3 separate regions of the Homo sapiens genome follow, and regions 2 and 3 are each linked to region 1. Evidence: chromatin contacts called from ENCODE Hi-C or POLR2A ChIA-PET data. All regions are on one chromosome and are shown on one strand. The core of a region is the stretch at or near the end of the contact, and the rest is flanking DNA. Distances in the headings are between cores, read along the strand shown.

Region 1 (4,149 bases), core at 676-3,175:
CACCGTAGCAGGTATACAATGACGCAGACACTGTGAAGTCAACTCTGACACGATTACATCCCATCTTTAGAAGAGACAGGCAGTGGGGACCTGAGAATCAACCTCCTGAGAATCAGCAGAGGATTCTGGGCTCCACTTGTGTGTGTGGAGGACGGGCCTCTGTTCCGGCATGGAGGCCTCCTTTCTGCATGAGTGTCCTGATAGGCCTCAGGCCTGTGTCCAAATCTTCACTGCTCTGCCTGGGATCCTGGGCAAGTTATTGACACTTCAGAGCCTTCCACGTGCACAATCCTGGTGCTTAGATTGGTTCGTTGGGAGGAATCTGTGAGATACGGGGTGGTGGAGAGCATTTAGCCGGGGATCTGGCCAGAGTAACTGCTCAATAAGGATACCCAAGAATAGGCCGGGTGCGGCGGCTCACGCCTGTCATCCCAGCACTTTGGGAGGCCAAGGCGGGTGGATCACTTGAGGTCAGGAGTTCAAGACCAGCCTGGCCAACATGGTGAAACCCCGTTTCTACTAAAAATACAAAAATTAGCCAGGTGGGGTGGCAGGTGCCTGTCATCCCAGCTACTTGGGAGGCAGAGGCATGAGAATCACTTAAACCTGGGAGGTGGAGGTTACAGTGAGCCGAGATGGCACCACTGCACTCCAGCCTGGGTGACAGAGGGGCTCTGTCTCTAAAAAAAAAAAATATAAAAAAGATACCCAAGAATAACAAAAAGAGAGAGGCGGGGCTGGAGTATTCTGTTATTGTGTCTCTGCGTGTGCCACACCATCCTGCCTCGTGCTGTGTGCCTCTGGGTGTCAGGGGCTCTGCCACTTCCTCTCGCCCGAGAGCTCACTGGAGGCTGGGAGGTCAGAGGAGGAATGGACCCTACCCCAAGCACCAGGCTGGATCAGAGCACATGGGCCACGTCGCTTCCTCTTATCAGAGGAAACTGCAGAAACAGCGACAGCCTCTTTGCCCTGTTCCTGGGGCGTGACCTGCTCCGTGAATTCGGTGTCTGACTCTCCTGTCTTTCTTTTCTCATCGGCGTGCTCGCAATCCTGGGTCTGGGTTCTCTCTGTGGATGAAGAAGGGGATCTGAGCTAGAAGCAGGATAATCTGAGCTAGAAGCAGGATCCGTCTGTGGTCAGAAATTGGCTCCTGGGACAGCTGGGGGGAGTGGCCATGACCAGGGCTGTCTTTTATTGAGCCCAGAGCCTTTTGGACGGGGGTACATCACAAAGTCATTTCCGCGTATGGATGGCCTACTAGGTGCCGGGCGCAGTGCGTCTGCTGACTCTCTGAAAGGAGAGTTTGTTTGTTTTCTATTTTATAGATGAGGGGACTGTGGAGTCAGTGGTAAAATGATTTGCTGTGGTTTGAACCCACGTCTGACCCCAGAGCCACTGTAACCCCTCCAGTATCCCGACCACTTCTTCCTGCCTCCACCTGCCTCTCAGGCCCTCCGGCCACGGTGCAGGAGGTGCTGGGTAAGTATTTGTCACCTGATTGTCAGAGGACAAGCCATTGCTAACTTGGGTGAAATTCTGCCCAAGTCCTGACAAGAAAATGGGCCACGGGCTCGGGATGTCGGACTTGCATTTTCTTGGAGGCTGATGGTGGTGCCCCTCGCCTGGCCCTTGCCTGGGCTACCCCTGGAGGTCTTGACCCGTGAGGCTGGGAGGTCAGAGGAGGAATGGACCCTACCCCAAGCACCAGGCCGGATCAGAGAAGAGGAGGCCTCCAGCTAAAGCCTGCATGACCCGCAAGAAGAGGAGGCCTCCAGCTAAAGCCTGATCTGCCTCTGAAGAATTTTCAATATGAGCATTAAGAAACAGTCCATATGGTTCAGAAAAGCCTGCTCACGCCCTTCCCAGCATCTGCTGCTGATTAAGGATAAGTGAGTTCACCCGGGGGCCCTGAGCACTGCTGGTTTGCGTGTTCTCTACATGGACAGCTGGGATTAAAGCGAGCTCCAGGGTTTTGTGCAATCCTTTAAGATAAGGAGTCCATTTGGGCTTTTGAGCAGATTGCTCCATGCAGCTGAAGTACTCCTGAGAGTCCGGAGTCAGAGCGGAGCCCACACCTCCTGGGTGGGGAGCTCGCAGGGAACGCGGGGCCAGTGAGGACCGCATTCCATTCACTAGTCCATTCATTCCCTTAGCCAGGTTCTTGCTCTGGGCTGGGTGCCCTGCACGGTGCTGAGGATACAGCGGGGAAAAAACCAAAACAGAACAAATCCAACCCAACCTGCTCCGGCCCCAACAAGCTAACAGCCTGGAGGTGTTAGCCAAGTGACCCGAGAACCAAGAGTGTAACATGGGCCATGCCAAGAGGGCGGGCACTCAGTTCTGTGGGGGCCAGAGTTGCCTCGGAGGTCAGAGAGGGCTTCCTGGAGGAAGCGGCATCTGAGTCAAGATTTTGAGGGATGAGTAGGAGTTAGTGAGGTGGAGAGCTGGGGCCGTAGCCTCGCCTCCGAGACAGAGGAGACAGGCTGTGCTCTGTGGCAGGAGGGAGTGGGGCCAGTGCCTGGGGTCTGCACAGACCAGGGAGTTGGTGACCCAGGACAGCAGGGAGGAGGTGGGGCCGGGGGCAGGGCCGCACGGTGGAAGCACCGAGGGGATTTCGACAATGACCACCCCCCTATCCCCTAGAGGGAGAGCTGGGAGCCAGGCTGCAGTAATGTCCCGGGGCCAGTTGTGGAGTTAACCCTTTAGTCCCTTTGAGACCCCGGTGTTTGGGGGATGGGGGTGGGGAAGTGACTGTGTACTGACCCTGACCTGTAAGGCAGTATTTCAATATCTGAAACCCTGGCCCAGCAGTCCTGGCGGCCCAGCCGCGTTGAAACCCTGGGAGCAAATGGCAGGATTCTAAGTGTGAGTGGAGAGTGTGGGGTGGGATGAAGGTGGGGCAGGGACGTCACCAGCTGCCACTCGGCTAAGCTCCCCTGACCGCAGGGTGAGGACAGAGCACACACCACCAGGTCAGAGGCTCCCGCCATCCTGTGGATGAGAGAAGGCACTGGGTGCTGGGATCAGGGTGACGGGGGGAAGACGGACCGAGGGAGCGGCATCCTGGCAGTGCCCCGGGAGGGCTGCCCTTGCCTTTGCCTGGTGAAGTCCCCTTTGAAGCCTCTTTCCAGGCACCCCGTTTGTTGAGCCTTGCCCTGGATTTTCACTGCTTAACAAAGTCTAGTTAGTAGCTGCCTTCAGACAGGCTGGGTGGGGCTTGGCCCCTGCACCTGCAGTGTCTGCCACAGTCGCATCTGTGGTTCATTCTGGAAAACCATCAGCCGGAGCCACCTGCAGTTTTCTTCTCTTTTTCAGATGCGACTAACACTGCCCTTGTCAGGACCGCCCTTGTCAGGACAGCCTGCAGGGTCCTTAGTCTCAGGTGGCGTCCCTGCAAAGCAGACCCCGAGACAAGGGTCTGGGCACAAGTGGCTGTTCTGGAGGGGAGTCTAGGATTTGCTGCGAGGCACCGGGGGAAGCAGGATGGGAAGCAGGGAGCCCGCAAAGCAACTCAGCCTGCTGGGGACCCTCCGAGAACAGAGGCCCATGATGTGCCGAGTGGTCCTGCTGGGATGGTGGATGGCGTTGGGATGGTGAATGGCACTGGGGTGGTGGATGGCACTGGGGTGGTGGTTGGTGCTGGGGTGGTGGATGGTGCTGCGGTGGTGAATGGCACCGGGGTGGTGGATGGTGCTGGGATGGTGGTTGGCGCTGGGGTGGTGGATGGCGCTGGGATGGTGGATGGCGCTGGGATGGTGAATGGCGCTGGGGTGGTGGTTGGCGCTGGGATGGTGGTTGGCGCTGGGGTGGTGGATGGCGCTGGGGTGGTGGATGGCGCTGGTATGGTGAATGGCGCTGGGGTGGTGGATGGCGCTGGGATGGTGGTTGGCGCTGGGGTGGTGGATGGCGCTGGGGTGGTGGATGGTGCTGGGGTGGTGGATGGTGCTGGGATGGTGGATGGCGCTGGGGTGGTGGATGGCGCTGGGGTGGTGGATGGCGCCGGAGTACTCAGCTACCGTTCCCATCCCCAACTGTTCTGGGGGTCCTTCAGGGGCTCTGGCACTCCAGCATTTCAGTCCACCTCATTCACAGCCTCAGCTGCCCCCGGTGGCCAGGGAAACCCTTCCAGGAAGGAAAAGGGAAGTGGGG
Region 2 (4,149 bases), core at 924-3,423, 35 kb after region 1:
ATGCAGATTTCCTAATTGTTCACCTGACCATCCCCTCCCATCCCCTGGGATCCAGTCCACATGTGAATTTCCTAATTGTTCATCTGATCATCCCCTCCCATCCCCTGGGATCCGGTCCACATGCGAATTTCCTAATTGTTCAAAACGGCCCGTTATGCTTATTTTTGAGGCAGTGCATGCTTGTGCCTGGTGTGTCTGGTTCAGCCTTGGATCTGTTTTATGCCAGGACATGCCCATCTTCTATTTCCCCATGATGCTGACTTTTGGAGGCCAGAGCCAGTGCCTGGCAGCCTGTCCTGTTGCGGGGTCCCTCTTCCCCTGTGTGGCACCCCCAAAGGCTGGCTCAGGGTCGGTCAGCCTTTCAGAGAAGAGCGCTCCCTGCATAGTCCTGCTGCTGAGGCCACGTCATCTCCTGCGAGGGGCGTTGCTAAGGCCAGTGGGTTCTTTCAGCAAACCCACCCTGGCTCCTGCTGCCTCAGGACCAGTGACACGGGCCCAGCCCTGCCCACAGCAATCCCCCTTGAGGTCACGAATGCGGCTCAGGAGGCCCAAGTGTGCACAGTGAGCTCACACCCACTTCCAGCCAACAACCCTCTTGCCTGGTGAAACTTCCCTGGGCTGCCGGACCTGCGAAATCCCAAAATGCCAAACATTCCCGCCTCACATGATCCCAGAGAGAGGGGACCCAGTGTTCCCAGCTTGCAGCTGAGGAGCCCAAGGTTGCCGTCAGATCAGAGCCCCAGTTGCCCGGTCTGCCGCAGCTCTGCTAGATACGACGGGGTCAACAGGGCCCAAAGCCCTCATGCAGCCCGGCCCCGCCCCATGCTGGGGGTTCATACGGTGACCTCTTTCCCTTCCTTGACGGAGGCTCTTCGCTGGACAGTAGACAGGCAATGCCCAGAGTCTTCTGGCCTACGTGGCCTCCTGGCCTGGAGACGCTGTGCCTGGTCGGGGACCTGGTCTGGTGGGGTTTTCTCTCAGCTGTGTGCTCCCCCAGGCCTGATGGAGCCCAGCCTCCCGGGCACTGACAATCAGGTTAAAAGAAAGCACCAATGGGCGGCAGGGTGCAGTGCCTCTTCGCCACCAAGACTTCACCCGTTCACTGACCTCCTCTTCCTCCTGTTCCTGGGAGCCACCATGAGTCCAAGCACTGCCGGATGGTGCAGAGAACAGCAGCCCAAGTCTAGTGTGCTGACCGGCGGCAGCCTGCGCTGCGGCTGAGGATGAAATCACCGTGTTCGAATCCCAGCTCTGAGGGCCAGCCGGAGTGGCCCAGATGTTTCCACTCAGGGTTTGGCAAAGGCACCGCCAGGAGGAGGACAAGAGCGGAGAAAGGCGACTGCCTGAGTGCGGCGGGAAGTTGGGAGCTGCTGCCCTTCAGACAGCTGCCGTTGGAGCTCCCCGAGGGTTCCTTTGGATCAGCCCTGGCCCGAGACCTTTCCAGGGAGGCAGGCTCCTAGTGGCTCTTCTGAGCACCCATCGTTTGTAACCACAGAACCAGGGCACAGAGCCCAGGGGACAGAGTTGTGTGCTGCCCGAGGAAACAAGGATCTGTAGGCTGAAGCAGCTCTCGGGCATGCCGCCGCCACGGAGGGTCCCCGGAGAACAGGAGCCTTCAGGGTTTGGTGGTGTCTGTGGAAGGAGTTCCTAGGTGGCCAGAATTCAGAAAGACAGCACGAGGGGTCGAGGCTGCCCCAGGAACCCTCAACCCACCCTGTATCAGTGTGAATTTACAGGAGTGCCACAGGTTTGAAGCAGCCCAACTTTAATGCTTTAAACTCAGTGATTCATTGGTGGAAATCTTGTCTCACTCCATGAGGATTTGAGGTGGTTCTCGGGAAACTGTACAGTGAAGAATTAAAGTGAGAAGACACTAGGAAAACCCTGAGCCAGATGCTCGGGAACTGGAGCATGGAGATGGTTACACAACCTTGGGAATCTACTCAATGCCCCCGAACTGCACAGAGCAAAGTGGTTAAAGTGGTACATTTTATGTATTCTCCTGCAATAAAAAGACAAAAAAAAGCAAAACCAAAACAAAACAAGAAAACAACTCTGGGCTGGGGAAAATTCCAACTAGAGCGGGGAGAAGGAGAAGACAGAGCCGGGCCCAAGTCCTCCCAGCTGGTGGGGTGGAGCTGTGGCTCGCGGCCCCCTCTTCTGCCTGCAGCCAAAGGGAAAAGAAAACTGTCCATTTGCCGTCATTCTGAAAAGATAAATTGACCTGCTACGTGCCAGGCCCTGTGCTGGAGGCATGACACTGATGATGAAACCAAAACAGTCCCACCCTCAGGGAGCCCCCGCTGTGGGGAGCCCCCGTACACTTGTCCCTCTTCATGGGGACAGCAATGTGAGTTCCTCCAGGTGGAAGTCCGTTTTCAGGCAGTGAGTCTCCAAGAGATTTCACACAACCTTGTGGGGAACGGGGCTGTGGGACCATGCATGGCCCAGACGGGGCCCTAGAAACAAGCTAAGAAGAGAGACCTGGTGGTCCGGCGGTGGAACTGGGACAATGGAGTGGAACGTCCAACCATGCCAGGAGGTGAGTCACTGAGTGAAAGGGTGGAAGGCCCAGGGTGATGGAGAGGGGACATCAGATGGCAGCAGCAGAGGTTCCCGAAGCTTTCTGGAGCCAGGGAAGGTCTGTGTGTGCAGGAAGGGTGATGAGGGCTGGAGGCTGCCGGGCTCTCTGGGAGGGAGGGGCTGAGCTGCTCAGGGGAAGAACATCCGGGAAGCCCAGCTTGAGAATCGGAGCCGCCTGTAATCCCAGCACTTTGGGAGGCCGAGGTGGGTGGATTATGAGGTCAGGAGATCGAGACCATCCTAGCTAACACAGTGAAACCCCGTCTCTACTAAAAATACAAAAAATTAGCCAGGCGTGGTGGCGGGTTCCTGTAGTCCCAGCTACTAAGGAGGCTGAGGCAGGAGAATAGCATGAACCTGGGAGGCGGAGCTTGCAGTGAGCTGAGATTGCGCCACTGCACTCCAGCCTGGCCGACAGTGTGAGACTCCGTCTCAAAAAAAAAAAAAAAAAGAATCGGAGCCTCTCCCATGGGCAGGCCCCGTGGGGAAAGGGCCACATGCAGAGATGCATTGCAGAAGGTCTCAGAAGACCAAGGCTCGTTGGGAGCAGGGTTTGGGGACTTCCCTTGGGGATAGGAGGAACCACCAGCAAGTGCAGGAGGCTTCACGTAGGCATCTAGCTTGTGAGGAAGGAGCAACTGATGAGCGGATACATGTGCCTCCTCACTTGGCATCATGTTTTCCATGTCATTCTTATTGAAGCATGAATCAGAGCTCCATTCCTCTTCATGGCTGAGTAATACTCCATCAAATGGGTGGAATACATTTTATTTATCCATTCGTCAATCATCTTAGGAGGAAGCGTCCCCATTCTGTGCATAAGGAAGAGATTGAATAACTCACTGATGGCTTCACACTGCTGCATGGTGGAGCTGGGATTTGAGCCCTCCTCTGTCCAAGTCAAAGCCTTTGTCCTGTGATGAGGCTCTAGTGGAAATCGCCCAAACACCTAGAAGATCTGGACAAATTGCAACAAACATCCCCTCAAAGGCATAAATGATTGCAGAAAAAAATAACCTTTCTGAGAGGGAGGGTGAGGAAGCAGGCATTGAAAACCAAGCAGAGCGTGACCCATGAGCCCTTGGGACTCCTTGGGATCATTGCCGAAACCAGCTCCTGGAATTAGAGATGGGGGCAAGGTCTGGGCCAGTAGTGCGTGGAGAGTCAGGTCTCCGATGAAAGAGGAGGTTGGATCTCTGGAAGGGTGACAGCCCTGGGGAAAGAGTGGTCTGTTTTCTGGGACAGTTTTGTTGAGATACAATTCACATCCCAGGCAACCCACCCACTGAAGGTGTCCCCAGTCTATGATTTTTACCATATTCACAAGGTTGTGCAACCAGCACCTCAACATAATCTTAGAACATCTTCATCCCTTCGAGAGGAAACCCCATTCACATTCTCCTGACTCCTTCCCTCAGCAGTCATGAATCTACTTTTGGTCTCCATGGATTTGCCAATTCTGGGCATTTCATATAATGGGAATCAGGCAGTATGTGGCCTTTTGTGTCTGTCTGCTTTCACTCAGTGTCATGCTCTCAAGGTTCATTCTTGTTGTAGCATGGATCA
Region 3 (4,149 bases), core at 424-2,923, 36 kb before region 1:
CTAGTGACCGCGCTAATGATGTCATTTACAGTGGGACCTTGGGCTGTGCTGTATCGGCTCATCATCCTGGGGATGAGACCAAGGCCAAGCACACGGGCAGTGAGGCATGTCTTTGCGATGGACCCCCAGTAGGAACCCTGAGCCCCGAGGCGTGGCTGGGCCCCCCTGGCTGGTGCACACCATTCTGGGAGAATTGAGCATCGTCTGCCCGACTCTACTGAGAGAAGACCCCTGGGTGCTGGAGTCTGGTCTCCCCTAAACCCTGCCCTCTAGAGATGCCCAGTTTGCTGGTTCGAGGCTATGTCCTTTCACGGCGCTAAACCCTGACCTCGGGTATCGCTGCCTGGCTGAGTTCTGTGAGCCAGTCCAGCACGTCCCTGAGCCTGAGGGTGGTTTGGGGACCCTGAACTGCAGTGTCAGCATTTCCATGGATGGGTTCTGAAGGCAGGTGATGAGGAGGTGTCAGCCTGGGTTGACTACGAACTTTCAAGTCCTATTTCTGAAACAGCCCTTGGAAGGTTCGGGGGCCATTTTACCCCCTCTAGACATTTTGCTGAGCCTTTGCCTGGCCTTGACACCTGTCTCCACCTGTCCACGTTCCCAGCTCTGCCCACCAGGGACTGTGCCTACACCCAGGGATGGCCTAGGTCAGAGAGGGACAGGCTGTGGACTGAGGTCAGGCGTGAGCCAGCCCTGCCTGCCCCCTACAGTTGGGAATCCTCTGGGCGAGGGAGGCAGACAGGACAGAGGGATGCCGCAGGGGAAACCTACAGGTGTCCCCTTTCCCTGGAAATGGCGGACCTCCTTCTCCAGAGACCCTCACGTGCGTCTCTCTCAGGGACGCCTTGGGCCCCCACGGCGTTTGTGCCCAGCTGCCAGGCCTCTGATAAAGCCGCTTCCTCGCCTCGGCCCCCCTTCCCTGCCTGTGCCTCAGGAAACCCTGGGCCTCCTTCAAGGCCCTTCCCCTGTAAGCCCCTCCGTGTCGGGCTCTGCTGTGTCTTCCGAGACCACACCTGTCCTAGGTGCCTGGGTCCAGGTGAGGCGCTCCCTGCTGCCAGCAGTGGACAGAGACTGGTTTTAATTAAAGCTCCCAGCAACCACCCCTATCGCCGTGGAAACAGAGGTTCCGGTGGAGACGTGGCTCCCAGGCCACACGTGTAAGTAGCGCAGCTGGGAGTGGCGCCCGGAGCAGCCCGAACCCAAAGGCTGATCTTGACCGAGGTGCCCTGCTCCTTCCCGGCCGCGGTCTCCACTCGGCCCACTGCTGGGCCAGGGCCGCAGCGGCCGGAAGGGGCTGTCCCTCATGCACCGTGGCCCTCCGGCCTTGTCTCTCAGCGCCCAGACCCCAGGCACAAGGAGGCAGGGGGCTGGGACCTGCCTGGAGCCTGCTGCCCCAGCTGCTGACGTGGTCGCCCCCGCCCACCCTGTAGACGTGGCCGCCCCCACCCTGCCACGTCGCCACTTCCACCCTGCAGGCAGGAAGCTGCACGCTCTCGCTCTCTTTGTGTAACTTTTGGAGGGTTGTAGTTGCAGGAAACATCTGGATGTGGCCCAAGGAACATAATAAAAAAAAAAGGGAGAGCCGCGGGGAGAAGGCAGGGCTGGGGGAGGTTTGCAAAAGCCATCTGATTTCACTTTGCAAAGACAACTGCAATTATGCCTCTGAGGGTTTGCAGTCACTTCACATTCTAGCCATGCGGTGACGTCAGTGGGAAACTATGAAGCTCGCGGACTGCGTGGTGACACACACCCCACGAAACATGGCTCGGGCCAGCTGCCGGCCATGCTCCAGCCCGACAGCCCACCAACAGGGGTCTCTCCCAGAAGGAGGGAAGCTGTAGCTGGGAGAGGGGGTCCCTAACTTTGGACATGCTGGGTTGTCCCCAATCGCCCTCCGAGCTCCAGCTGTGCCTTCCCCTGCTCAGCCTGCATCTACCCCATCTGACCCCACAGGCTCCTGGACAGAAATGGCCCGGCCTTGCCTAGAGCTAAGCTTCCACTCCAAGGCAGAGCTATGGGGGTCCGGGCTGGCAGGGGGGCCATGGCCAGGCCCTCAGGGCTCCCTGCTTTCCAATGGCCCCAGGATCAGCGGTTTCCACAGTGTCCTGTAGCATGCGGCTGGGTGTCTCCATCGTCCCAGCATCCTGTGGGGTGGGCCGAGGGTCTGTGTCCCTCTATGTCCCGTGGGGTGGACCCCGGGTCTGTGTCCCCCTGTGTCCTGTAGGGTATGGCTGGGGTCTGAGTACCTCTGTGTCCTGTTGGGTGGAGCTGGGGTCTGTGTCCCTCTATGTCCTGTGGGGTGGGGCCGTGGTCTGTGTCCCCCTGTGTCCTGTCAGCTGGGGCTGGGGTCTGTGTCCCTCTGTGTCCTGTGTGGTGGGGCCGGGGTCTGTGTCCCCCTGTGTCCTGTCTGGTGGAGCTGGGGTCTGTGTCCCTCTGTGTCCTGTGTGGTGGGGCCAGTGTCTGTGTCCCCCTGTGTCCTGTCGGGTGGAGCCGGGGTCTGTGTCCATCTGTGTCCTGTGTGGTGGGGCCGGGGTCTGTGTCCATCTGTGTCCTGTGGGGTGGGCCGGGGTCTGTGTCCCTCTGGGTCCTGTGGGGTGGGGCCGGGGTCTGTGTCCCCCTGTGTCCTGTGTGGTGGGGCTGGGGTCTGTGTCCCCCTGTGTCCTGTCGGGTGGAGCTGGGGTCTGTGTCCCTCTGTGTCCTGTGGGGTGGGGCCAGTGTCTGTGTCCCCCTGTGTCCTGTGGGGTGGGGCCGGGGTCTGTGTCCCTCTGTGTCCTGTGGGGTGGGGCCGGGGTCTGTGTCTCTCACAGTGTCCCCAGCTTCTGGTCACTATCTCTGTCCCTCCTGCCCTGGGGTCATCCTGAGCTGGGTCCTGCCTGCCCTGAAATCTCAGGAGCTGGGGTGGTTCTCTCTGCTGCTTCTCTGCCCAAGAGTCCAAGGGCTTCCCAGGGACAGTGCTGCACCCTGATGGAGCCCAGGCCTCTGGGCGAAGGACACAGCCTCTCCCAGACCTGCCCCAGACCCCTGAGGCTTTTTAGTGCAAGGGGACCCCCAGGGCAGGAAGGGTTTGCCTGCCACGTGGCAAGTACTTCTGCCTTGAGGCCGTCACAGACAGGGTCTCTGGACTGTGGTGTAGTGTCCTGTCATCTCCAGGTGTAGTCTCAGAAACGCCTTGAAATGAAGCCTGAAGGGGAAGCCCAGTTCCATGGTGTGGACGAGCGTGTCTGCCGGAGGCCTCGGAGTCGCATCCACCGGTGTTTATTGACAGCTGACTGGTGCTGTGCCCTGAGACCCAGGCCCTGCCCTCTGGCACTCAGTCTACCAGGGGCCAAGGCCTGCACCCTCCCTCTGGGCTCACCTTGGTCAAGCCTCTGGTGGACTTTTAAGGCCCACGGGGAACCCCCCCACAGACCCCCTTCCCACTCTGCAGGTGGGCCGCTGAGGCCTCTGCAGACGGGCCTGAGCAGCAGGGCCTGTGCTTGTCGAGGCCCCATGGCTCCCGCCATGGCCAGGGTGAGATGCAGAGGGCCACGGAGCCTGCGGTGGGGCCCTGGGGTTTGACACTGGGGCCCTGCCTGGAATGGGGCCTTGGTGTGATGGGAGCTGGGGGTGGGGTGGAGCCTGCCTGGGCCGAGGGGCTGTCTGGTCGGGAGCGATTCTTCAGCAGCAGAGACTTGAGTCATGGCTGGGGCCTCCTGGCCTCTGGGGGGACCTTAAGACATTTTTTCCATGGAAAGTAGCTGCTGGCTCTCTGCTTACCGGGGAGCTCTCTGTCCCCTCCCACTGCCTGCTGAGGGTTTGGTGGGGGCTGCTTCACTTCTTTGCTGGACTTTCCACTGGCCTGGATGGGCCGAGAGCTCCAGGCAGGGACCGGACAGCCAGACTCTGGACCCAGTCCCAGCCTGCAAGTGCCTGTCCTCTGAGCCTGAGTTTTGCCTTCTGCCAGGGTGAGGGCTCTGGGTGAGGCTAGACGCTGAATGGCAAGGACTGGGCTGTGATGGGACGCTGGGCTCCAGGTCTCTGTTAACTCTTTAAGGGAAAGGTGGGGCGGGATATGGAGGGAGTGGCGCGCATCATCCTCCCGGAGCCTGCAGAAATCCAGGCGAAATTGGCACATCTTTTGGGAATTTGCAGGTGCTGCTGAATTTAGGA

Evidence for each region. A loop is a pair of places that touch in the nucleus more often than their neighbours do. ChIA-PET counts read pairs that join two places held with the same protein, here RNA polymerase II (POLR2A). Pooled maps may share reads with other maps.
Region 2: a loop to region 1 is called in a map of heart right ventricle, with 2.6 times the contacts of the local background. The contact joins two enhancer-like sites. A Hi-C loop is called at or near these places in 2 of 168 maps with a recorded cell type or tissue (IMR-90 and heart right ventricle), 1 of 37 single-sample maps with no recorded cell type and 2 of 50 pooled maps. POLR2A ChIA-PET finds 5 or more read pairs at or near these places in 3 of 52 experiments (AG04450, HEK293T and PC-3).
Region 3: a loop to region 1 is called in a map of IMR-90, with 6 times the contacts of the local background. The contact joins two enhancer-like sites. A Hi-C loop is called at or near these places in 4 of 168 maps with a recorded cell type or tissue (IMR-90, ascending aorta, chondrocyte and 1 more) and 5 of 50 pooled maps. POLR2A ChIA-PET finds 5 or more read pairs at or near these places in 6 of 52 experiments (AG04449, AG04450, BJ and 3 more).

The regions. Positions count from the first base shown.
Region 1 is chr9:134,490,486-134,494,634 of GRCh38, forward strand. The region is part of intron 1 of LOC100506532 (a long non-coding RNA gene); the gene reads left to right. Among named protein-coding and RNA genes, the nearest start is that of MIR4669, 110 kb to the left of the region's middle. RefSeq lists an enhancer at 2,689-3,311. Within about 2 kb of position 1,926, at least 3 of the 41 ENCODE cell types and tissues checked have a DNase peak (open chromatin) inside an H3K27ac peak, as active enhancers do.
Region 2 is chr9:134,524,743-134,528,891 of GRCh38, forward strand. All of the region lies in intron 2 of LOC100506532 (a long non-coding RNA gene), which reads left to right. Among named protein-coding and RNA genes, the nearest start is that of COL5A1, 110 kb to the right of the region's middle. Within about 2 kb of position 2,174, at least 8 of the 41 ENCODE cell types and tissues checked have a DNase peak (open chromatin) inside an H3K27ac peak, as active enhancers do.
Region 3 is chr9:134,454,923-134,459,071 of GRCh38, forward strand. The region is part of intron 1 of LOC105376311 (a long non-coding RNA gene); the gene reads left to right. Among named protein-coding and RNA genes, the nearest start is that of MIR4669, 78 kb to the left of the region's middle. RefSeq lists enhancers at 1-262, 606-1,543, 1,544-2,480. Within about 2 kb of position 1,674, at least 35 of the 41 ENCODE cell types and tissues checked have a DNase peak (open chromatin) inside an H3K27ac peak, as active enhancers do.